Regions from separate parts of the Homo sapiens genome. Here all the other regions are linked to region 1. A link is a loop called in an ENCODE intact Hi-C map of the cell type or tissue named here. Cell type or tissue: mammary epithelial cell. All regions are shown on one strand. Region 1 holds the start of LOC107984597 (a long non-coding RNA gene). Region 2 has its middle 74 kb from the start of LINC00415. Region 3 overlaps WASF3 (WASP family member 3). Region 4 overlaps ATP8A2 (ATPase phospholipid transporting 8A2). Region 5 overlaps CDK8 (cyclin dependent kinase 8).

The links. A loop is a pair of places that touch in the nucleus more often than their neighbours do. Peaks named below come from ENCODE experiments on the same cell type or tissue, not always from the same donor. Only the 100,000 strongest peaks of a DNase experiment are listed, where the experiment ranks them.
Region 2: it touches region 1 in a loop (19-fold over the local background); 2 of 110 quality-filtered maps call a loop at or near these places.
Region 3: a loop joins it to region 1, with 9 times the contacts of the local background. A loop is called at or near these places in 2 of 110 quality-filtered maps.
Region 4: a loop joins it to region 1, with 9 times the contacts of the local background. A loop is called at or near these places in 18 of 110 quality-filtered maps.
Region 5: a loop joins it to region 1, with 19 times the contacts of the local background. A loop is called at or near these places in 3 of 110 quality-filtered maps.

Annotation. Positions count from the first base shown.
Region 1 is chr13:26,696,464-26,701,463 of GRCh38, reverse strand. It overlaps LOC107984597 (a long non-coding RNA gene), which reads left to right and starts at 2,646. Exons shown (of 3, transcript XR_001749798.2): 1 at 2,646-3,228. In mammary epithelial cell, a CTCF peak has its summit at 2,588 (motif pointing right); a DNase peak (open chromatin) is centred at 2,613.
Region 2 is chr13:26,130,565-26,135,564 of GRCh38, reverse strand. It overlaps the pseudogene ATP8A2P3 and a transcript of RNF6 not described here. Among named protein-coding and RNA genes, the nearest start is that of LINC00415, 74 kb to the right of the region's middle. In mammary epithelial cell, a CTCF peak has its summit at 2,593; no DNase peak of the experiment used is centred here.
Region 3 is chr13:26,626,716-26,631,715 of GRCh38, reverse strand. The region is part of intron 2 of WASF3 (WASP family member 3); the gene reads right to left. Among named protein-coding and RNA genes, the nearest start is that of WASF3, 72 kb to the right of the region's middle. In mammary epithelial cell, CTCF peaks have their summits at 2,271 (motif pointing right) and 2,805 (motif pointing right); no DNase peak of the experiment used is centred here.
Region 4 is chr13:25,572,699-25,577,698 of GRCh38, reverse strand. It overlaps ATP8A2 (ATPase phospholipid transporting 8A2), which reads right to left. Exons shown (of 37, transcript NM_016529.6): 19 at 2,842-2,891; 20 at 561-630. Among named protein-coding and RNA genes, the nearest start is that of ATP8A2, 200 kb to the right of the region's middle. RefSeq lists an enhancer at 3,109-3,158. In mammary epithelial cell, a CTCF peak has its summit at 3,059 (motif pointing left); a DNase peak (open chromatin) is centred at 3,058.
Region 5 is chr13:26,374,342-26,379,341 of GRCh38, reverse strand. All of the region lies in intron 4 of CDK8 (cyclin dependent kinase 8), which reads right to left. Among named protein-coding and RNA genes, the nearest start is that of CDK8, 120 kb to the right of the region's middle. RefSeq lists an enhancer at 1-430. In mammary epithelial cell, a CTCF peak has its summit at 2,120 (motif pointing left); no DNase peak of the experiment used is centred here.

The DNA of each region.
Region 1 (5,000 bases):
AAGCTCTGAGTCAACAGGCTTCACAAAGAAGAAGAGTAACCCCAAGCAAGCAAACACCCGAGATAAGGGCTGACACGAATGAAAGAAAGAATAATACAAAAAGAGAGAAGATGAATCAAACCAAATATTCATTTCTTTGAAAAAAGTTGGAATATAGAAAAGCCAGTAGTAAAACTAATCAAGAAAAAGAGAGAAGCAATTCAAATTTAAAAATATATATAAAAATAAAAATAAAATAAAAAGAGAAGGGGAAATGGACACATTCTCTTAAAAACTTGAAACGCTGGCCGGGCGCAGTGGCTCACGCCTGTAATCCCAGCACTTTGGGAGGCCCAGGCAGGTGGATCACCTGAGGTCAGGAGTTCGAGACCTTGCTGACATGGTGAAAACCCCGTCTCTACTAAAAACACAAAAAATTAGCTGGGCATGGTGGCAGGCACCTGTAATTCCAGCTACTCAGGAGGCTGAGGCAGGAGAATCGCTTGAACCCGGGAGGCGGCGGTTGCAGTCAGCTGAGATCACACCACCGCACTTCAGCCTGGGCAACAGGAGTGAAACTCTGTCTCAAAAAAAAACTTGAAATGATTAATTGACATAAGAATTAGAAAATCTGAATAGCTCAACAGCCAATTACCAAAATCTGAATAACCCTTTGAGGTAAGCACTATTACTCCCCCACTGCAGAGATGAGAAAACTAGAGAATTGGTCATTTGAGTACCTTGGCCAAGGTCACAGAACAGAGCCAGGATTTGAACCCAAGCAGTCTGATTCTGTGACTTCTCTCTACCCCATGGTGGTGGATTCTATGTGTCAACTTGACTGGGCCACTGGGTGCCCAGATTAAACAGTGTTTCTGGGTGTTTGCAGATGAGACAAGCATTTGAATCTGTGGGCTCAGTAGAGCAGACTTCTCTTCCTAATGTACGGGGGCCTCAGCCAATCCCTTGAGGGCCTGAGTAGAACAAAAGGAGAAAGAATCCGCCCCTTTTGCTTCCTGCCTGCCTGCGTGGGCAGATCTCATCTCATCTTCTCCTGCCCTTCAACTGGGATTTACACCTCGAGGCCCCTTGGTTCCCAGGCCTTTGGACACAGACTGGAATTGCACTACCCACTCTCCTGAGTCTCCAGCTTGCAGATGGCAGGTCATGGAACTTCTCAGCCTCCATAATAGTGTAAGTCAATTCCTCATAATAAGTCTCTTCATGTATATGTTAACTTGACTAAGCCACTGGCTGTTCAGATTAAACACTACACATTTTTTTAAATAAATACATATATACACATCTCCTACTGATTCTGTTTCTCTGTCAAACCCTGAATAATACAACCCCCCATTGCTTTACTGTTTTGCCTTGATAGTAGAGCAATAAGGCAAATTGTATGACAGTGAGCAGCAGCTGTGTCTTTCATCTCAACATCACTCTGCCTAGCATATCAAAGAGGATTTTTACATTTAAAAATAATTAGGACTTTTTTTAGATAGGTAAACGCTCACATGATGAAAAGTACTAAAAAGGTCTGCAGTAGAGATCTCCCTACCACTTTGCCCCAAGATACTCAGGGGCTCTGCCCCGAGGTAATGCTATCACTGTCCTGTGGATCATTTTAGAAATATTGTATGCACGTGTAAATGAAGATATATATTGTTTTTTCCTTTTTTAATCTAATAGATAGCGTATTATATACACATTTTCCTGCTCCTTGCTTTTTTTTTACTTTAACAATCTATCTTGAAGATCATTTTAACTCAATGAAAATGGCCTCATTCTTTTTACAGCTGCAGTGTATTCCAATGTGCATAGACTATAATTTAATCAATATTCTGCTGCAAGAACAGTAAGATGTTTTCTAATCTGTTGTTATTTCAAACAGTGCTGAATTGAATATATCTTTTTGTTCATGTGCAAATAAATCTGAAATGTATATCTGTTACAGTTATGAAAGCTGTATAATGAATTACCCTAAGTCTAAGTAATCTAAAATGGAGACCATATTTATTTTTGCTCAGAAATCTGTAATTTTGGCAAGCTGAGCTCAGTAAGGTTGGGCCCTGTCTGTCTCCCTGCAGTGGCTAAGACCCCAGCTGGGAGCAGACCCTCACCTGTGGCCTCTCTATGTGGCCTGGGCTTCCTCACAACATGGCGGCTGAGTTCCAGAGGTAGCATTCTGAGCAAGAGAGCCAAGCAGAAGCCTCGTTACCTTTTAGGGTGTAGCCTTGGAAATCAGGCACTTCCAAAATCCCACCAGGTTCAAGGAGAAGGAAACAGGGCACACCTCTTGATAGGGAGTGGCAAGATTCTGGAAGAGAATATAGGTCTAGAAATACTGTCATCAGCATTTTTGGAAAATCCAGCCTGCCTCAGATATGTTTCTAGAAACGAAATTGGTCGGTCAAGGGTATGTACAGTTTTAATTTTGATACAGGGTTGCTAAATTGCCCTCCAAAGAACTCGTACCAGTTCACTCTCAACAGCAGTGCATGAAAAACACATATTTGTTTAATGAAAGAATGAAGGATTGAGCAAGTGAATAGGGAGCCGAACTTGTGAGCCTGGTCTTCAGAGAACGCACTTCATCATCTGGCCACCAGAGGGCGGTGTTTCCCCACAGACCCGCAGAAGGGCGCCCTCGGAAAGGAAGAGCTACTGGCTCTGCAGCGATATTAACTAGCTTCCAGGAGGCGGAGGCCAGCGCCTCCCTGCATCCCCGTCTCGGCATTAAACCAAACGTGGACGCCCTTGATAGACTTTTAAAGGGAAAGCAGGAATCGTCCTTTACACTTCACCTGCTTTTTACAGCGCAGGGGCCTCTGACATTTGTGTAAAATCCACCCGCCAGGAACCGCAGGCTCAGAGCTCAGAAGCGCCCTGTCCTCTTCAGGAGCCCGGGGGCTGACGCCACTCCTTCGAGGGGGCCAAGGCTGAAAAATCAGCTGGCAAAAGGCAGATTAATTGGAGAAAAGGCATACACGTTTATGTAACGTATGTACACAGGAGCCTTCAGCATAAAGAACGAACGTACAGGGGAACTTGTCCACTTTTATGCTTCTGTCCAACAAAGTATGGACGGCCGGGTAGAATATGATCAGACAAGAAGGGTGTGATCTAACGCTGAGACCGAGTGAGGACACCCAGCAAGGCCTGTCCGGCTAGATTCTGCCTGGCCTCTCTGAGCACACATTCCTTCCTTCTGGAATGAGGGGGTCTTATGACCAGCAGTCAAACAAGGTAGGTCAGATCATTTCTTTATGACCAGTTTTTACACAGAGAGTCTGAGAAAGAAAAAGAGTAACAGGTTTTATGGCTGGCTTTGGAGAGAAGAGGGTGTGGTTTCTATGACCCATCTTGGGGAAGAGGGATTCTGGTTTCTATGGGTAGCCTTGGGGGAAAATGGGACTAAGAGACAGGAGGGCGGGAGGAGGTCAGGGAAAACCTTTTGCTTCTGAGGCTGCTTCCAAGACTTTCATTTTGGGGTACAATTTTCTGAGCCCCAACACTTTCAAAGACAGATTTCCAAATGGTTTTAGTTTTAAATGTTCAAATACCTAGGCCTGCACTCCAGCCCTGGGAGAAGCAGGAACACAGGTAGAGGCCAGGGACACGGTGACGCTGCGTCCCCCGCATCTCCTCCAGAGTGGTCACAGAGGACACCGCCACCCCACTCCACCTTCATGCAGCTCACTCCTGAGGAGGGCTCTGAGCCACAACCCTGAGCCTCGCCTGCCTCCTTCCTGCTCAGGGAGCCCTTGGGGCTGGGGTGTGGCATCCCAGGGTTTGGGGGGTGTCAAGCAAGATTTCCCAGCCCACACCCACATTGGCAACCCCACTCCGCTCTCTGTACACATGGTGTGCAGGCTGACCTCCATATCCTCAGCTCCCAGGCCACTCCGAAGCTAGCCTGGTCACACAGCTGCCTGTTCCCCGACACTCCCCAGCTCCCTTCCAGCAGCCGCTCTCCAAAACAGCCACTCCTCTGTCCCTACTCCTCTGCCCGGTGTAGAACCAGTGCCCCGTGCACGCTCCTGGTGTAGAGCCAGTACCCCGTGCATGCTCCTGGTGTAGAGCCAGTGCCCCGTGCATGCTCCTGGAGGAGGCCTGTGCAGCGCAGGGCTGCTCTTGAGGAACCCCGAACCCTCACGCCTCACCCCTCACCCATGGGGCCAGCCCTGCTTCCTGCCTCCCTAAACACCCTCCTTCAACATTTGCAGGGAAAAAGGCAGGACAGTTCAACAGCGCAGCTCTGATGTCAGGATGATTCCATCACGGGTAAACTTAAAAATGAAGTGAGCCAGGCAGACGTCCCCTACTCCATCCCAGACATTTACTTCAACCTAGACCCAGGGTGGAGCTGGGGAGGGTGGGAGTCAGGACTGGGAGCAACCTACAGCTCTGGGAGTTTAACCATTGGCTTCTAGGCCAAATCTGGGGGCAGGCCACACTCTGAGGCTAGCCCTGCAGCCTCACATTGAAAGAGGCCACATTGTTCCTTGTTCCTCCTATCAAGCTCATCTGCTTTTGGGTGTCCTTTTGGGCCTCCAGCCATCACCCTCCAAGTGGCAATCAGGGCCATGGCTTCCAGGCAGAGCAGCTGAATGGCTGCGAGCTGACCAGCTTCCTCCTGCAAAGGGCCCTTGGGGAGGAGCTCAGAGCCAGGGATTCAGGTCTGGCATCAGAAGGGCTGGGCATGGAATACAACATAGCAAGACCCCATCTCTACAAAAAATAGCCAGGTGTGGTGGTGTGCACCTGTAGTCCCAGCTACTCCGGAGATTTGAGGCAGGAGGATCGCTGGAGCTCGAGACTGCAGTGAGCTATGATCGTACCACTGCACTCCAGCCTGAGCAACAAATGAGACCCTGTCTCAAAAAAAAAAAAAAAGATTGCTCAGCCCAAAGCTTCTGCTTCTTCATCTAAGCGGGAAATGCGATGGAGGATGTCACCACGCTCCAGCAGAGATGCACCAGTCTGAGGCTCAGACCTGCTTACCCTGTAGGGCCCAC
Region 2 (5,000 bases), 570 kb after region 1:
CAGCTAATCTGGATAGAGAGACAGATCTAAAGATATGGCAGATAAAGACACTGTTTCTTATCCTAATTTTACATCTGGGCCCACAATGTCAAGTTTTGTCAAATGCCAGCTGTGTTTTCACAAAAAAATTATCTCAGCACTATTGAGTGGATGTAATTTATCCTCACCAGATATTAAAATGGTACATTATTATTATTATTATAAAGGGAAGCCAGGTGACTGCTATTATTGCTATAAAAAGTATGTGCTATAAAATTCAGATAATAAAGATAATGAACCCTTAAACATATTGTTTTGAAGCTATTAGTTCTCTGATGTTAAAATTACTGCCATGGCTCAAGGTCATGGCTAGATTGCAAGGGGTGGTTGCAAATGAACTGTAAGAGATCTTATATACCACTGCTTTTAAAACTACCATTTGAATTTCAGAAAAACTTATGATCACAAATGCAAGGAGATGGTTTTCCAATTAACTTTTTGTTAATGGGAAAAACATATTGCTCTTTAAGATAATTCATCCCCTGCCTTATTAGTTTTCTTAGTAAAAAAGCCTCTGATTTTACATTTGTCTATTCACGTTTGTTTACCAATCTTTTTTTGTTAACTTTAACTTAATTAAAAATGGAAAAATGAGAACTTGTTAAAGTAATACATCATCTTTTTAAAAATAATATAAATAATACAGAAACATATGTAGTCTATTTAACCCTCTCCATTTCCAAATTTCACCTTTATTCCCAATGGTAATTATTTTAATAGTTTGGTGGTAACTTCCGGATTTTTTAAAGTGCAATTACAGAGTTTGATTTCTGGGAAGATGGAGTAGATATACTTTTCCCCATTTTTCCTGCTAAGAACAACAAACAACTTTGGGCATTATATAAAGAAAAAACCTACGAAGACTCTGAAAGTTTGGGAGAAGAAAGCAGACTGGGCTAGTGTTCTTGGAACCCATAGAACAACATGGTGGTGAGTTCCCTGAGTTTTCCATTTATCTCATACATCTGGGGCTTCGACAGAAGAAGCCAGAAACCCAGAAAGATCAATGGACACTGACAAAAAAACTCAAAAAACCAAAAAAAAACAAAAAACAAAAACCTCAACCAAAGCCTGTTCTCTCCAGTCAAAAGACCAGGAAAGGAGCAACTTAACAAGACAAAATGTTGACACCATAGTAAAAATGTGGCCTCACGCTCACCCATGCCGGCAAAGGCCGAGTAGGGAGCCTCAACTCCCAGACAGTAGTGAAGTACCCCAAATCCCCTATAAGGGTAGTGTCAGAGGAGGCCAGGTAGGAAGCCAGGACTTTCATTTCTGCCAGGCAGTAATGAAGTCCTTCCCTCTTTTCATAGTGTCAGTGGAGACGATGTGGATGGCAGAAGGCATTCCAATTCCTTCATGCCAGGAAAGTATCAGGAAAGGTCTACGGGAGGGTCAGAACTCTCACCCTTTCCCAGCTGTAACAAGGAGCTCCTCCTTGGCTGTCAACAGAGGTCAAGTGTGCAACTGGTACTTTATCCCCCATCTTGCAGTAATGACGCAATACCTCCTTTCCCCTGTTGGAGGTATGTCAGAGGAAACCAGATAAAACAGACAGTTTAAATGATATCCAGAGTCTCATAACCTAATAACCAAAACATCTAGGTTTCAATTGAAAATCTTCGTCATATATATCAAAAACCAGGAAGATCTTAAACTGAATGAAAAAATACAGTCAATTGATGTCAACATCAAGAAAATAGAAATCTTAGAATTATCCGAGAGATTTTAAAGCATCCATCATATGATTTCTTCAGGGAGCAATTACAAACATGCCTGAAACAAATGGAAAAATAAAAACTCAGCAAAATAAACAGAAAATCCCAGCAAAGAAATAGAAAGTACAAGAAACATCCAGCTAGAAATTTTAGAAATTAAATATACAAAACTGAAATGTAAAAACCTCTAGGGATAGGCTTAACAGCAAACAGGAAGGGACAGAAGAAAGAATCAGTGGACTGAAAGACAAAACAATAGAAATTACCCAATTTGAACAATAGAGAGGAAACAGACTGACAAACGTGATCAGGTTTCAAGGACCTTTGGGAACATAACCAAACAGCTAACCTTCATGTCACCAGAGTCCTGGAAGGAGAAGAGAGAGAATAGGCCAGAAAAATTTGGCTGAAAACTTTCCCAATTTGCCAAAAAACACAAACTGTAGATTCAACAAGCCGAGCCAACCAAAAGAGATAAATCCAAACAAATCCATACCAGCACATATAATAGTCAAACTTATGAAAATAAATTTCAGAAAATGTTGACAGCAGTGAGAGAAAAATGACACTTTACCTATAGGGGAAAGGTAATTTGAATAACAGAAAAATTTTCATAAAAACCCATCAATCTAGAGGTCTTTTATTTCAATACTTAAAAATCCACTGTCTTCCTGTATCTTGTATTCTGTGAAAAAGACTTTGGACAATTTTATTCTTATTCTCTTGAAGATAATCTGCCTCTTCTCTGTCTGTAAAGCTGACATCATCTTATTTTATTGGAATAAGGCATTCTCTAGATCAGTGGTTTTCAAAGTCTGATCTCTGGCTCAGCAACAGCATCATCTTGTGGGAACTGTTAGAAATGCAAATTCTGGCACCCCCCACCGCAGAACCACCAAAGAAAAAACCCTGTGGGTGGATCCCAGGAATCTGTATTTTAACAAGACCTTTTGGTGAATCTGATGCCTGCAAAAAGTTTGGAACCACTGTTCTAAATCCTTGCTACTCAAAGTGTGATCGATAGTTCAAAATCATCAGCTACATACATAAATGTATCAAATGTTATACGGTCATGGTGATTACACTTTCAAAAACAATACTTTCAGTACAGGTGATGAAAACTTAATGTTTCTACCTCTTTTCTTTTTATTAAAGTTATTTGCAAAATGCTGGGATGGCAACATCTTCTAACAAGGTTTATATTAAAGTGTGATGTGCATTATTTTATTATCTAGTGAGTGCAATACATTTTTAGATACTATCATAATCTTTTATTAATTACTAAAGACATGGAAGTTTAAACATAGTACATTAAACTTCTACTTTTATTTTTCTCTCTTTGGTTTTATTTTGTAGGCTTTGCCAGATACAAGCTGAAGTGCTACCAGAAAACCAGTTGTTAAGTCTATCTGGAAAAATAGACTGTGAAGCACCTCATCTTCATTTCAATAGCTTCGCTGGAACCTGGAGCCTAAGGGGTAAAATGTATTATCTTTCTCTTCACAAACAGTTTTTTTTCTTTTATGGAACATAGAATATGACAACATTTGTTTTGTCAACTGATTACATTTTAAAACATTGTACTTGTTCATATTGTACTTGGCTTTGAAATACCCTGAAGCATCTATGGAATTGTAATTTATTGTAATGCAATAAGCATTTATGTAATTAAAAAAAAGCATTCTTAAATATGGCTGGAAAGTGTATGGCAGTTTCTTAGTCAGTATACCTACCTGTAAATATCTACGATCCTTGGAGTAAATCAGTGGGAAGAACAAGGTGTTGAAAGGTTTGATGATGATAGAGGAGTTTGCTCCATACTTCCACATTTTCCACTACAAGTTTCTTAGGAGGATCTTTTTTTTTTTTTTTTTTTTTTTTTTATATGGAGTCTCTCTCTGTCCCCCAGGCTGGAGTGCAGTGGCACCATCTTGGCTCACTGCAATCTCCACCTCCTGGGTTCAACCAATTCTCCTGCCTCACCTTCCCGAGTAGCTGGGATTACAGGCTTCCACCAGCACGCCCGGCTAATTTTTGTATTTTTAGTAGAGACGGGGTTTCACCATATGTTGGCCAGGCTGGTCTCGAACTCCTGACCTCAGATGATCCGCCCTCCTCGATGTCCTAAAGTGCTAGGATTACAGGCATGAGCCACCACTCCCAGCCCATCTTTTACATAGCAAGTCAATCCAGTGCTGGAGGGGTGGAGGCCAAGAAAACATGGCCGACTGAGCTAGCTCTGAATTACCACATGTAATCCTTTCTATAGATTGCTAAATTGGCACACAGGTTTCTATTTGTCTACGTCATCTTCTCTGACAAATAAATTTTATAGTTACCCTAGGTGTAAGAGATGGTTTTTTTCTCTAAAATTTTTGATTGACATTTGTTTGGAATGGTGAGAAATGGATACTAAAACAAAACATTTTTCCAGACTCTTTTAGGAATAGGTGCTTTTTATGAAAAAACATTTGTTGTTTTGTCATTTGCTCAAAAAATTGAACTTGACAATAGGAAATATATGTAAGGTAAAACCTGGGCTTTTTTACATTGTGAAAAGAGAAAATTTCTTTGGTACTTTATAAATGATATTTTTGCATTTTTAGCCCTGTTCCAATTGGGCCTGATCAGGTCTTGTTTAGAGGTACACAGCTTGGAAATACTCAGTGGATCATTGGTGTAGCTGTTTAGACTGGATTTGAAATGAAACTCATGCAGTTAAAATTATCTGTGATGATAAATAGTACTGCTACTCGACTTTTCCTTCTGCTTTGATGAAGTGAGGGAGTTTAGTATATATCTCTTAAATTTAGAAGGCTAATTTGTGTTTATTACCCTGAAATTTTCAGAGAGGTTCGTATCTCATCTCTGGTTTTAGATATTTCTTCTGACTTTTAAAATTATTTCTTACCAGACATTTATTGCCTAAAGCACAATTATCCTGTGTCTTCAGGGGCTGGGGGAAATTTTGTTTTAACTTAGGTTTTCCTTGTTTACATAAGTTGAGTATATTTTACATAGTCCGAAATGAATGATTTTTTGTAAACAATGTGTGTTTCTTTGCTTTCATTTATCAAAAAAGTTTTCATATGAATAATGCTTGTTTTACATTACATCTGCATTGATTGATTTTACTCTATATATGGCCCCTAGTTATGGTTAAGAATTTTTTTTTTTTTTTTTTTTTTGCCAAAATGACATTAGGAGTTCTACCCAACTTTGGCCGGGCGTGGCAGCTCACGC
Region 3 (5,000 bases), 70 kb after region 1:
TGACTTTCTTCACAGAATTGGAAAAAACTACTTTAAAGTTCATATGGAACGAAAAAAGAGCCCACATTGCCAAGACAATCCTAAGCAAAAAGAACAAAGCTGGAGGCATCACGCTACCTGACTTCAAACTATACTACAAGCCTACAGTAACCAAAACAGCATGGTACTGGTACCAAAACAGAGATATAGACCAATGGAACCGAACAGAGGCCTCAGAAATAACACCACACATCTACAACCATCTGATCTTTGACAAACCTGACAAAAACAAGAAATGGAGAAAGGATTCCCTATTTAATAAATGGTGCTGGGAAAACTGGCTAGCCATATGTAGAAAGCTAAAACTGGATCCCTTCCTTATACCTTATACAAAAATTAACTCAAGACAGATTAAAGATTTAAATGTTAGACCTAAAACCATAAAAACTCTAGAAGAAAACCTAGGCAATACCATTCAGGACATAGGCATGGGCAAGGACTTCAGGACTCCATGAGTCCCTGTGCAGTAATATCAAAAGCAATGGAAACAAAAGCCAGAATAAACAAATGGGATCTAATTAAACTAAAGAGCTTCTGCATGGCAAAAGAAACTACCATCAGAGTGAAGAGGCAACCTACAGAATGGGAGAAAATTTTTGCAATCTACTCATCTGACAAAGGGCTAATATCCAGAATCTACAATGAACCAAACAAATTTACAAGAAAAAAACAACCCATCAAAAAGTAGGCAAAGGATATGAACAGACACTTCTCAAAAGAAGACATTTATGCAGCCAACAGACACATGAAAAAATGCTCATCATCACTGGCCATCAGAGAAATGCAAATCAAAACCACAATGAGATACCATCTCACACCAGTTAGAATGGCAATCATTAAAAAGTCAGGAAACAACATATGCTGGAGAGGATGTGGAGAAATAGCAATGCTTTTACACTGTTGGTGGGAGTGTAAATTAGTTCAACCATTATGGAAGACAGTGTGGTGATTCCTCAAGGATCTAGAACTAGAAATAGCATTTGACCCAGCGATCCCATTACTGGGTATATACCCAAAGGATTGTAAATCATGCTACTATAAAGACACATGTACACGTATGTTTACTGCGGCACTATTCACAATAGCAAAGACTTGGAACCAACCCAAATGTCCATCAATGATAGACTGGATTAAGAAAATGTGACATATATAAACCATGGAATACTGTGCAGCCACAAAAAAGGATGAGTTCATGTCCTTTGCAGGAATATGGATGAAGCCAGAAACCATCCTTCTCAGCAAACTATCACAAGGACAGAAAACCAAACACTGCATGTTCTCACTCATAGGTGGGAATTGAACAATGAGAACACTTGGACACAGGGCAGGGAACATCACACACCAGGGCCTGTTGGGGGTTGGGGGGCTGGGGGAAGGACAGCATTAGGAGAAATACCTAATGTAAATGACGAGTTAGTGAGTGCAGCAAACCAACATGGCACATGTATACCTATGTAACAAACCTGCATGTTGTGCACATGTACCCTAGAACTTTAAGTATAAAAACAAAACAAAACTTAACAACAGTAAAACTCATCATGCCTGAGAGCCATGATTACTAGCTATGTAAACATTATTGCTGAGGTAAAAACATTTACAGGATAATTAAAATGCCCCTTTTCAAACATGTTCCTTACAAAATAAATGCCCTGAGACTCAAAAAATAAATAAATAAAAATAAAAGAAAAATTTAAAAAATAAGGAAAACAGGACAATATGGAGTTTGTGGCAAGCTCCAGCAGGAGAATCAAAGGCAAGGCCCTAGGACCTGCCATCACATCAGAGTATTAAATGTACTATATTACCAAGACCTGGTAGAGATCACAGAGAACCAGGGGTCCAGGCATGCAAAGCTCCCCAGAATGAGCTAAGTTCTGTCAGTCAAGTTATTAATTCAAACTAGCAGCAGTTGACCATAAAATAGAAATGGGACATTCAAGATTGAACCACAGTAGAACCACAGGATACAAGTGAGTCCCATGAGCAGGAAGCCCAGACCTCCAAGTCACCCCCAAGAGCTGTAGTGCCCCTCCCCTGTGTGCCTAGGTTACACAGGCAGCAGACTCATACATCCAGGGGAAGGAGGAAGGAAAGCCTGAGCTTGGTTTTTCAGACGGATCAGCTCAGCACATGGTGTTAGTCAAAAATGGACTGTGTGTGCTGCAGCAGTACTCAGGATGGCCCTCAGAGACAGTGGAAAGGAAAATCTTCCCAGCAGGTGGAGCTGTGGGCAGGACACCAGTTCATGACACCGCGTAGCTTGATCTGAAATGCGTGCAGATGTGTGGGCAGTGGCCAACAGCCTGGTTGTATGGTCAAGGTACTGAAATAAAAAGAACTGGAAGATGAGGAACAAGGAGATCTGGATAAAGGCCATGTGGGTAGAAATTCGGGAGTGGGCACAGGGTGAAGATTTCTGTATCACTTGTTAACCTCCACTGGAAAGTTTCCCACCAAAGAGACACTGAACACAAAGCAGGCAAAATCCGCCAGCCTGCATCATCGATAAGTCCACCCAGAATTATCAGCCTGATGGACCCCACACATCATCGCATCTGACGAGGGGACCCACTTTACAGTGAAGGACGTCGAGCGTGGGCCCATCGACAGGATCCAATGGTCACATCACATATCAAACCACCCAACGCGGGTCCATCCCAATGAACGCTGGGCCAGCCTTTTCAAGGCACACTGAAGCACAAGCTTGCCAGACACTCTGAAAGGATGGTCATACTCCACAACACAGTACACTTATACATCAGAGGCCTCTAGATGGCAGTGGGATCCCAAGGAGGAGGACATGTGGGCTTAGGCGCCTAGGGCTGGAGGCAAGAAAAGCCCTACTTAATGATCACCACCAACAGCCCAGGGGAACTTTGTGCTTCCCATTCTGCACCAGTGGACACTGCAGGGCTGGGGGTCTGAAATGGGGCACACACTTAGCAGGAACAAGGCAAAGATCCCACTGAACTGCAAGTTCTGGATGCCACCACGGTACTTTGGACTCATGTTACCATGGAATAGAAAATGAAAAGAGGAATCTCCGTACTGGCAGAGGAAACTGACTCCAGCCAGCAGGAAGAGGTAAGACTGTGTTCATGCAAAGGAGGCAGGAAGGAACCCAGGTGATCCATTCAGGATCCTTGAACTTGTAATCCTACCTTGGCATCTCCTCCTGGGAGGAGCCAGGTAGCTTAATTACCTACCTTAATTCATACTTGCTGTGCTAATTCTCTGTGTGCATGTGCCCTCACACATGTGCAGCACCTGCTGACACTTGCTAGTGTGTCTAACCTCTTACTGCAAACTCTTTCTCATGGTGGGGGTAGGGGGTTGTTCTCTGCACCTTGTTTTAGAAAAGTTTCCTTGTAGAACAATTTTATGTTTTCTTTTGCTGTGCCCCTGGCCAAGACTGTGGTTCTAATTTCTCCCTAACACATTTGTTTGTTTTGTTTTCTTACTATTTGGAGCCCCAGGCAGATGGCAAGCTATTTCTCAGGATTGGCGAGCGCAGGTTTTCTACCCAACTTTTACGGGATTTGACAGCCCTTTGAACATCCCAGCATTTATTCTGAGGTCTCAGTTCTAGCTCATTCCATCAGGTTGGCCTGAAACACATTTCCATGTACGGGCAGCATTAAACCCTGGCCTCTAGCTCTAAGCATCTTCCCTCCAACTCTCTCAGCTCCTAACACCTAGGGAAGATTGCTGATTCGTTCAAGCATGGCAATGTTTTAAAATACATATATATTTTATTTTATTTTATTTTTAGGGTTTTTTTTTCTTTATTATTATACTTTAAGTTTTAGGGTACATGTGCACATTGTGCAGGTTAGTTACATATGTATACATGTTCCATGCTGGTGTGCTGCACCCACTAACTCGTCATCTAGCATTAGGTATATCTATTTTAAATATAAATATATACATATATAAGTGCATACACACATACTTGGTTATACTCTATCCAACATTTGTATGTGTTTATAGCAACTTGGGTAGCTAATTTTACTTCCTACTGCCATTTGCGAGGATTCTCTTAAGAATTCTTAGCCTTCGTTTTAATTGTCCCTTCATTACTACAACACCTACCACATTTCACGTCCCCCCAGCCCACCCCAATGTATCCTCAAATGTATTCTGAATGAATAAACAGTGACACATATAAACTTTGACTAGGTATAGGTGAAAAACCAAAACAAAGAACCAGATAGATATTGAGGATATTAGTTACAGGAAATGGGGTAGACAATGTTGCATGCACAGCAATAAATGTACACCCCACCTCTGATTTTATATATTACCCTATCAAAATAACTCCATGAGTCCCTGTGCAGTAATACTAGTTACACCTTCCCTGCCTGCCTTACAGGTTGTTGAGAGGCTCACATGAAAATAAAAAAAAAAGTATAGTATAAGATGTTGATAGTAATATAATTTTAATTAATTTTATATTACCAAAATAAGATACTAACATTTGTCCTCTAATTTTATTTCTCATGCAATTAATCTAAACCTAAATTTCTCCTCTAATTTTACATGTTGTACAATTAAATGCCTGAATACTGGCACTGAACTTCTCCAATTGGTACTCTTCCAATTAAAGCCAAATGATTAAAGAATTTCAAAATCATATCAATGTGCTTTCTACTTTCTACTTTCTTGGTTATACTCTATTCAGCATTTATATGTGTTTACAGCAAACTGGGTAGCGAATTTTACTTCCTACTGTCCTCAGAGAGGAGTTGTTGAAGACGTCAACAATAATTGTGTATTTGTCAACTTCTCCCCTGAGTTCTATCAGTTTTTGTTTCTGTATTTTAAAGATCTGTTGTTGAATGTAGCCACATATTTAAGATTATTAAGTCTTCTTGGGGAAATGATCCCATTATCATTATGTAATGTCCCATTTACCCCTAATAATAATCTTTGTTCCAAAGTCTACTTTGATATAACGGTCA
Region 4 (5,000 bases), 1.1 Mb after region 1:
CTTTGAGATAAACCATTTAGATTTGGTTACTAGAAGGTATACAGGACAAAAAGCCTGACCTAGGAAACTGACTAAAAGGGGCAGTAATAATGCAGCTACACATGGACATTGCCTTTGTACCTAAAACACGTCTCTCTATAATGTATGAGAAAAAAACATAACAATTGAGAAGAAGAGGTGCTAGAGAACCAATATATATCAGAATACTCAAGATTATCATAGGTCAACACAAATTACTTTGTCTTCCCAAAGTCAAAACACAATGCTGGTAAAACTGGAATAAGAATTCCCATTCAAGGATTTTGCATGACACGTGGAGTCACTGTTTCTGAAACCAACGATTTCAGTAAGCTTTTCACTGACCATCTTTGCCACACTGCCCTGAACCACCATTATCTTCAGTGGGCTTTTACTACTAAGTCAACTTCACAGCCTACCTGAAACAGTCTTTCAACTCTGGACAAACAATCAGGGAATGATGAGGAAAGCAGTTAGGAAAAGCGGCAGATTAACAAAGCTGCCAAGAACTCCGCTACGCACAACGCTTCTCCGGTACTTACAGCCCCTTTACAGTAAAGCCGAAGTCGTCCTGAAGGAGTTCGAACAATTACAGACATTCTTTTTCTGTCACTGGGAGAGTGAAAAAAAAAAAGTCATCATTGGTCTGTTTACAGGATGCATATCCCACAGCTGAACACCAATCAAAACAAAAGGGGGTCTGGGGTTCCTAAAAATGAACAAGGTCTATCTTTCCCTGCCTTTTTCTTCAAAGTAGGACCTAACTGTGTATCTCCTACTCTTTTTATTTACATCTAATGAACATAAGCCTATTTCTTTCCCTGCCATGAAAATAGACTAGGACCGCTATTTGCAGTAGGAAAAACAGAAAAGGAGAATTCCAGCACTGACAGTCCACATCTGATTGACTTCTGACTCTACTCTCTAAAAATATTCTTTATTTTCCACCTCTAAGCTATCAAGTAACTTGCCCAGTAGGTAGGAAAGTGGGAGACTCAGTATAGATCCACTTAACTCAGAAGCTCCTCCCTGTGTCATCTTTTAATTGGAGTAGAAAGAAATCACAAACCCGCAGAACACTCCCAATTTAGCACCAAGGAACTCTCTCTCCCCTCACCGCAGCATCTACACTTCCTCACACGTCTTTCCTCATGGCCCATCCTCACTCACCGAGCCCTCAGTGAGTCTCCACCGCCTATGAATTCTTCTTACTGCTCTCCGTCCACCTGTGCAGCCTCACCTCATCTCCCACCAACCCTCCCATGAACCACCACCAGGCTTCGAGCACACACGGGACTCACCATTCTCCTCTTCTACACATTCTGATCCTCCTTTGCCAACATTTCATCCTCCTGAAGCACACTCCAACTACAGAGGGCCCTAGACCACCCATCTCTGTGGCCTTTCAGTGTGGTGGTTCCCAATGGACTATAAGTCTCTAAGAGTCGGGGAGAGTCTCTCTTCAGCTCTGGGTAAATTCCCACATCCTAACCTATAGTGCTCTAGCTGACCTGGATTTGCATTCTCTCTCAACTATCTTAGAGGTGGGCACTCCTAGCAGTTCTTGAAACCCGTGTTTCAGTTTCTCAATGTGTAAAGCAAGTACTTCGCGGGAGTATTATCAAGATTAAGTGGCACTGGGAAAGAGATGAGTCCATGAAAAAGAAATAGACTCACCACTGTAACCACAAATTATCTTTCTGTTCTTTCTTATTCTCCCATATATACATTTTAATACATCCTTGTGTCTCTACCAATATTCACCTGTTTTTATCTAACTCCCTTTTCTCCTCCTCCTTGCCTGTCCAATAACTGCTGGTCCCAGTTAATGTAATCACAGGGCACTGCACAGTTTCCAATAAAAGATGAAGCACACAGTTTGGAGAGATGCCTAGCACGTCGCTCACCTCCACACGCAGGGACACTGTCACCACTTCCTACATGAGCCACCACCGTAATCAGCCATCCCTCCTCCCCTCCCCATGGTTCCAAGTCGATGCCTGCAAACCTAAAACTAAAGACTAGGGCTGGAAAGTATTTCCTACACAAAGATAAAAAACTAATCCTTATTAAAAATAGTTTATAAAGCAGACAGAGCTTTATAACACTGTTTAACAAAGGTTATTCAAAAATCCACCTAATTTTAATAATAGGAAAAGATGCCTTTGAGATAGCAACAGAACTTTGCTTTAGTACTGACAATTCCATGTTAAAAAGAGGCAAAGAAACAAAAAATTAAGATATGTTTCCTTATAACCAACTATGAATGTTCTATGTGAACAAAAAAGTCCAACAAATATTCCTGGGTCTAACTTTTTAAAATTGTACTGGGGAAGAATGCTTCCGAATAAGTCCAGGAAAACTTCCCTACGTGGACCCAGCCTCTAATGGGATGAACTGATCTCATCTGTCATCATTTGTCAGTTTCTCAGATCTCCAGAGGAGTGCTCAAATGGAGCAAGAGGAATGACCTCATGGGACTTGGGAAACGCCAATGAAAATAATGCCCCCATCACATGCTCCAAACTATTCAGACATGTCTGCAGCTGCTGATGCAAGAACATCAGGCTCTGGAAATCTAAAGAAAAAGGAGGACATGGAAGTAGAGCATTTCTCTTGAATAAAACAAAGAAAAATAACCTACTTCACTTTCTTTAATGAAAGTCACAAATTCCAAGAAGAAAAGAGTTTATGGAGATACATTTATTATATTTAATACTTAAGTAATATATTGAATCATACCATACAATCATGTAAACACTCTGATGAAGCTGGTAAATAAATATAATTATTTTATTTCAAACGTATGAAAGAGAAACATACCTAGAAAATTCCAGGACATTAAGGATTCCGAATGTTTGTTCCTGTCCCATCTAAAGGAAGAAAAATAGGCTCTTAACCGAGGTGCAAAGTATTAAAATCTCAAAGCAATTGTCTCCCAAGCATAAACAGACATATATATGCTCTCTCTCTCTCTTCCCACCTTCTAGCCCTTTGCAACATGTACTGTTTTCTCACAAGTCTGGTGGGGTCAGAGCTCCCTCTTCTGGTGGAAGCTTCTCACGTTTCTTCAGTGCTAACAGTTGGGGAGTGCAGGCACTTCCAAGAGATGGAGATAGAGGACACCAGCTGCACAGGTCCGTCAGAAACCTTTGGCCCAGTTATGCTTCTGAATTCAGGATTTTACAAATTATATAGACATATTCTAGACCATCTATCATAATGTCCCCAGCAGGGTCTGGGGTAACATGCTGGTACACAACACATCCGCTTTCTACAGCAAAATGTATGCATATCAGGAAATGAGATTCATAAAGATCATAAACAGCTTCATGTCAGTTCTGATTAGGTTTTGCTGCCAAATAACTCTTCACCAAATTTAGGAAAAATCTTTTGGAATTCAAAGGCATTTGGGTTTCGAATTTGCAGATAAGAGATGGTGAATCTGTACCTGGTCTCAGAGCAATCAATCAAACGCTCTTTTTCTTTGGGTTCTTTCAAGTTAGAATGTCAATATTCACAATTTTTTCCATCTAAAAATTCCAGATGGTGCGCATGCTATTTTCAGATTTTTAATCTAATCTTTTCATTTCCCCAACACTTCACAGTGGAAAGAACATGGCCTTTGGCACCCAATACATGTGAGTTTGAATCCAGTTTCTGCCTCTAAGTGTGTGACTTTCTTATGCATGGCAAAAGCACTCATCTCTTAGGGCTCAGAGAAGTAATCAATGAAGTAACACATTCAAATTACCAAGTATATGACGGAATCATTATCTTCATTCACACCCACAACTCTCCACTCCTTCTCTTTGCATCCTACAAAACAACTAATGATCCACTTCATCCAGCCTTCATCAATCTTTATTCACTTCTCTGGATCCACGAGTTCCGAGTTCCCTTTCTCCACAGCCTGTCCTAACTTTCCATCATATCCCCATTCAGAAGACACCCAGTGCTACTACCACCACCCAGCACCAGGGCTGCCACTCCCAGGAGCCACCCCCTCTCTCACAGTTATATCAACCACGTCCACATGCAGCCCATGGATGTGGCTGTTCTGACTATTGGCGAGGACATTTCATGTAAATATGTAGGAATTTGAGAATTTGTTCCTGACTTGGTAGTACTGCAGTAAGTTTTTTCTTTTACTTATATGCAAAACCTATAATTTGAGAATTGGTGGTTTGATGAATGGTTGAGTAGGATTCTTTTTATTACTGTTATCTACGAGTCCTAACTAATCAGGCAGTCTTTTGTGACCCCCAGAAATATGACCTTAAAACTTTAATGAGGTAACAAAGAGGTGTCAATGCAGCATTATAACACCAGGAGGACAACACCAATAGGCTCTCTAGGTTCCACATTTATTTGGCATTGTGAGTGAAGTGGAAGCGCCTGTTCTCTTCTGTCTCTCTCACCTATGATCCAAGCTCCCCAACCCCCAACCTCCATTTTTGCAATGCAGAGACATGCGGTGGCACCCACACAACTGAAAATCCTATAGTTCAGATTAAAATTCTCCTCCAACTGAAGGGGGGAAAAAGACCTCATTTTTAAAAAAGCTTCTGTACGGGAAATTCTATATTCAATCAGTACTTCATTCCACTTTTAATGATGGTACATTTCCTTAAGCTAAATTCCCTTTGTTGACTAAAATAAGCATAGTAAAAGTAAACATGATCACATGATCTCATCTCTGTACTCCATAAGAAACTGAAGATGCCAATAAATGGGTACTTTGTATAAGATAAGATATTTTATAGGTTTTGCATATAACTAAAAGAAAAAACTTACTACAGTACTCCCAAGTCAGGAACCATACGAAGTTATTATACCATTTGGAAGTGAATTTCAAATGCATTAAAGGTCTATGGATTTAAGGATGCATCCATAAAGCCAAAAACTATAATCCCTGCGTCTTCCCCAAATGGAGGAGTAGGGAAAGGCAAGGGATGGCAGGGACTAGCCCCAGACCCTTA
Region 5 (5,000 bases), 320 kb after region 1:
ATTACTTTGCTAGGTAACTCACTGCCTACTGCACCATCTGAAGCAGATTCCACCTTACCAGCATCTCACTTTTATCCCAACACTCTCTCTTTAGTGAATTCAGATTCCGTTTGGGCATGCTACAGCCAGAAACAAAAGACAATGGTCTTAAGTGCTGTTGTAATAGCACTATTTAGAAATGATGGGTCCCTCCTCATGTTACTTTCCATTAACACTACATATGCCCCAGGGAAAGACAGTATGATTTAGTAGACAAATCAAACTCTAAATTTCTTCTTTTCTGAATGTAATCTAATGGGAATCTTAAGAGAAAAACACAGGAAAGGCCCTAATGATGACTACTCTTGTCATGGGTTCTGTTTTGTTGTTTAATCAGTATTAAGGAAGACTTCAAAAGACTTGATGAATAATTTTTGTTTTAGTACTTAATGCAATGTTGAAACAATATTCTACTCGCCCAAAAAACTAATTTCTTGATATATACTTCTTTCCTTTTCTTCCTCGTCTATCAGTAGCAGAATTTGGTAGCAGTTTTTAAGCTCTAGCACCAAAACTTTACATGAAGTGATTAGAGGTAACTTTGGTAAATAATCTCTGATCTTTTATATGCTATCAAACATAATCACCTTAAAAGAACATATAGAACTTTGCTGGTGACATTCTGATGAGGCATATACTCCATTAAACTGTATTTGTTGCCATGGAGATCAGAAATCCTACATGACTTAAATTATAATATCATGGCAACATCTTCAAGTATAGCAAAGCCATGCACAGAAATAATGATAGATCATCCTTGATTGCCATCTGAAAAATGATATAAATCTATGAGATACTACTGTTTGAAGCAATGGGTTCCCTTATCTAATTGTTGTTTTATTTCTCCCAGGCTTTTCTTCTTCTTTTTGCTGCTGCACTCCCAAAAAACTCATTGATATTTCCTAAAGCAGATGTTTGTATTGCAGAGACAACCATTCTGGCAGAAGCTTTCTGTTCTCCAGCATGTCATGCTGGAGGAGAGTGCACCAATGATTTTGGCATACACCAAGGATAGCAAATTGGTTTCGTTTTAGGAGCCAACTCTGATGGAAAAATAAAGAATTCAAAAAGCTCTATCTTGAAAAAGACAAGAACTGGGTTGATGAAGAAAATGCAGCATTTATCAGAGCTATCCGACATAGGAAGTGGAGAATGGTGGCACATCTGCCAAGTTAACGGCAATAACTTTATTCCAGGGGTGAAATGAAGTCTTCAGATATTTACTAATGTATCAAGGCAAATTGGAGATTTTGAGTCAACAGGAAAAGTTGATTCTTGATGGATCTCTCTATTAAAAGAAGACAATGATCCATAAGAAACTATATTGTCAGTGCTTTTCTCTGTCATTTGTCCAGAATTAAACTTCCACAAATGTGTAAATAACACAGCCTGGTGGTAAACTTTCTAGTTACTCTATGATTATTTTGTATAATACACACTGAAGGGACTGACACATATCTCACATTTCAAAAGTCCTATGAGATTCAAAAGCAGGCAGCAAAGTCTTAAATAGACACATACTCAGTAAGTTTTACAAACTGTTTTACTGTAATCTTCTAAAGAGTTAAGTGATAGAGATAAACCTGGAAATCCAGTGATGAAATCTTTATAATACAGTTTTTCCTCTTTTTTTCAGGGGTATGAATTTTTTACCTCTAATACTGAAGTTTACTCCACTAGTACTGCTGAACACCTTAAGCTCAAGGAGAAATTACCCACTTCTAGTAAAGTTGTTTCTTGCCTTCCTCTGTTTAAATTTGAAAAAAAAGCATAGAATTCTTAACCAATTCTGTTTCCTGATAAAAACAACATGTATGTTACTTATAAACACCTAACTTCATTCTCTATAGTAAACAGTTCAAGTACTATACATTCATTCTTATGTTCACTGAATTAAGAGGCACTGAGGATCAACAGAGACACAAACAAACAGTTCCTGCCCTCTAAGAGGTCATAGTCTAGGCTAAATGGGTGAGATAAATTCAGGAATGGGAGAGCTTCACAGATGTGGCTGCCTGGCATCTGAGGAACAGAGTGCCTTCAGGACTCACTGAGATCCTGCATGCAAAAGCCACAGAGCTGGGGCTGCACCCCCTGTTGGGGGATAAAGGGAGCACTCAGAATGTGCCACACACTGGCAGTACTCAAAAATCATAGGGATATTAACTAGTTTCTGACTTACTTAAGAAGTCCCCTTTCAGGGGGAATGAAAGTTATTTGACTGTCATCTTCAATGCAAATCAAAATATTTTATAAAACAAGGACTAACTTCACAAGAGTAATAGTGCTAATAAAAGATGACATTTTCTTTTTATAATTCCCTCTTATTTTTCTCTAATCCATTCTACTAACCCTACCTTTTGCTTTCGTCTATTTCTATTAATACCAAGTTAAACTAAAATGGTCTTTCGTCAATGGTCTATCATCAAACATATTTAAAATAATAAACATTGTTCAGATTAGCTTTAAATTAGTATCCTTAAAACCCAAGGGTTTTTTCTTTTTTTTCTGCAGATACTATGGGGTTTTGAGTTTTTAAATTACAAAATTCTTAAGCTGCCTATTTTAGGCAACTGAGGCATAGCACACTAGTTTAAGTGCTAAGAGATCAATATGGGATAGAACCTTCTATTTTCACTGACACAAAGATCATTTACTTCCTGTAGCAGAGCCTAGCACAGGCAATATTACTTCCTTAAAAATGCAACATGGATGTACAGTACAAAAACTGCATGGCAAGAGAAAACACACTTTTCAATTGCTGGGCACAGATACAACTTACTTCTAATAAAGAATGTGTACACATATTAACATGTGTATATATTTTTTAATAGATGGAAATGGATTTTTTTCAAATCTGATTAATTGCATTTTTGAAAAGCTGTAAAATTTTATAACAGTTTAAACAAATTCTAATGAGTCAAGTAAGAAAGAAGAGATAACTAAGCTGAAGACTAGAAGGCTGAATAACATCAAGGAGACCAAATGCATCTTAAAGGAGAAGTATCAAGGCACAGAGACAGTATCGAAAACTTTTAGCTTTCAAAATAGTTCCTTTCTTTCATTATTATTAATTTAACTTGATGTATTAAAAAAGCGAACCTAGCTTACATTGAAATCTGAAAATCACTCTAATTCCAATTATTATTCTAAACGATGTTAATTTATAGATTTGGTGGTATAACAAAACTAACTTTGCTTTGTCTACTATCTTCCCAAGTATTACTTCCTTGACAAATCTAGATGTTTGTGTATTACTTTTACTAACTATACTGTATTCTTCTATTAACAGACACTTGGTTATGCCACTCCCACCCCCTACTTTTTTGGCAGTAACCCTAACGATGTTCCCATTGCCAGTGTAAAATTATGCTCCTCGCCCATCCCCCAAAGCCCTGATACATGCACCATATAATTTCCTTGGGATAAAATCTCAAAAGTAGAATTATCAGATCAAATCATGCTAACAGATTTATTGTTCTAAAACTGGACTTTTAAAAACTTTTTAAATGTAATAGTATCTCCTATAAATCATATTTTATCAGTTTACAGACATCTTCATTCTGTTCTACAGCCATAGATGCTCCATTGTGTGCATATTTTATGTCATAGTTTACTCAGTGTCATATGCTTGCCTGCTTAAGTGGTTTCCAATATCTTGTAATTAAGAAACAATGCTGCAATGAACTTTGTGCATATATGTTTACACTGTTGTGGTATATTTTTAGGACAAACTGCTAAAAGCAGAATTTACTGTGTGGAAAGATATATGCATAGGTAGATTTGTTATGTATCATCAAATTTACTTCTCCAGGTGTTGAATCATTTTGCATTTCCATTTGCAATATAAAAGGGTGTCTGTATCTTAAGAGTGATAGGCTATCTTTTGGCAAGCCTGGACAGTGAGCAGGCAGTGAAGCTGGGCAACATCCTCCTCTTCATCAACTCCAAAACACAGTACACCTTGGGTTTTCAAGAGATTTTCGTGTTTTGTTTTCTAAGCTTCAAAGGTAATACACGCTCAATGGATAAAATTCATAAAATGAAGAAAAGCACAATGAAAACAAAATCATCTATGATCTCTGAACTAACAATGATCACTTTAAACGTTCTGGAGTAATCTTTTTGGTTTTTTTCTCCTTATAAAATTTAAAAGGCATCAAACTAAATATATTGTTTGCATCCTTCTCATTTAGTATTATATCATTAAAATTTTTAATCTGGAAATTACTCTTCTGATAGAATCTTTACAAAATTACTTTTCTGATATGAATTTACCATAATTTATATAGCTCATTTCCTATTAAACATTAAGGTTGTTCCTAGGTCCTTAAATTTAAAAAAAATGCCTTGAAAACATTTCTGCATGCATCTATCAAAAATTCCTAAAATTGCTGGGTAAAGAATATAAACATTTTTAAGGTTTCTTGATACGTATTAACAGATTTTGCGAATTCAACATTATCATTTCTAGAAATAACACCATCAAGTATAATAAAATCAATCTGTAAAACCAAAAGCAATGTATATCTCATATCTACATCATATAATTTTATTAGCTTGATATATAATGTAACATATTTTAATTTGCATACCTTTCATTGGTAATCATATGACTTACTCTGTAGTTTTGTTTTATTGACAAGACTTTTATTAAGCTAATATATTCATGTTGATTATATTCTAGATAGTAAAGGTATATTAAATTATTTTTGCCATTTTCCTAATATATTGCTTTTCTCTTGCTATTAAATCTTGTATTTACATTTCATATACTATAAGAGTGTTTTTATAGAGCTTTTATATTCAGCCTATTTATCATATCTTTAGTGATATTTGTCAGTTCTTAAATAGGAATTTACCACCTGCTGTAGCTGGACTAAATATGCTAATTTTCTTATATACATTTAATATACTGTGATCCACATGGGCTAGACAATAGTTTAATATACAAGTAATAA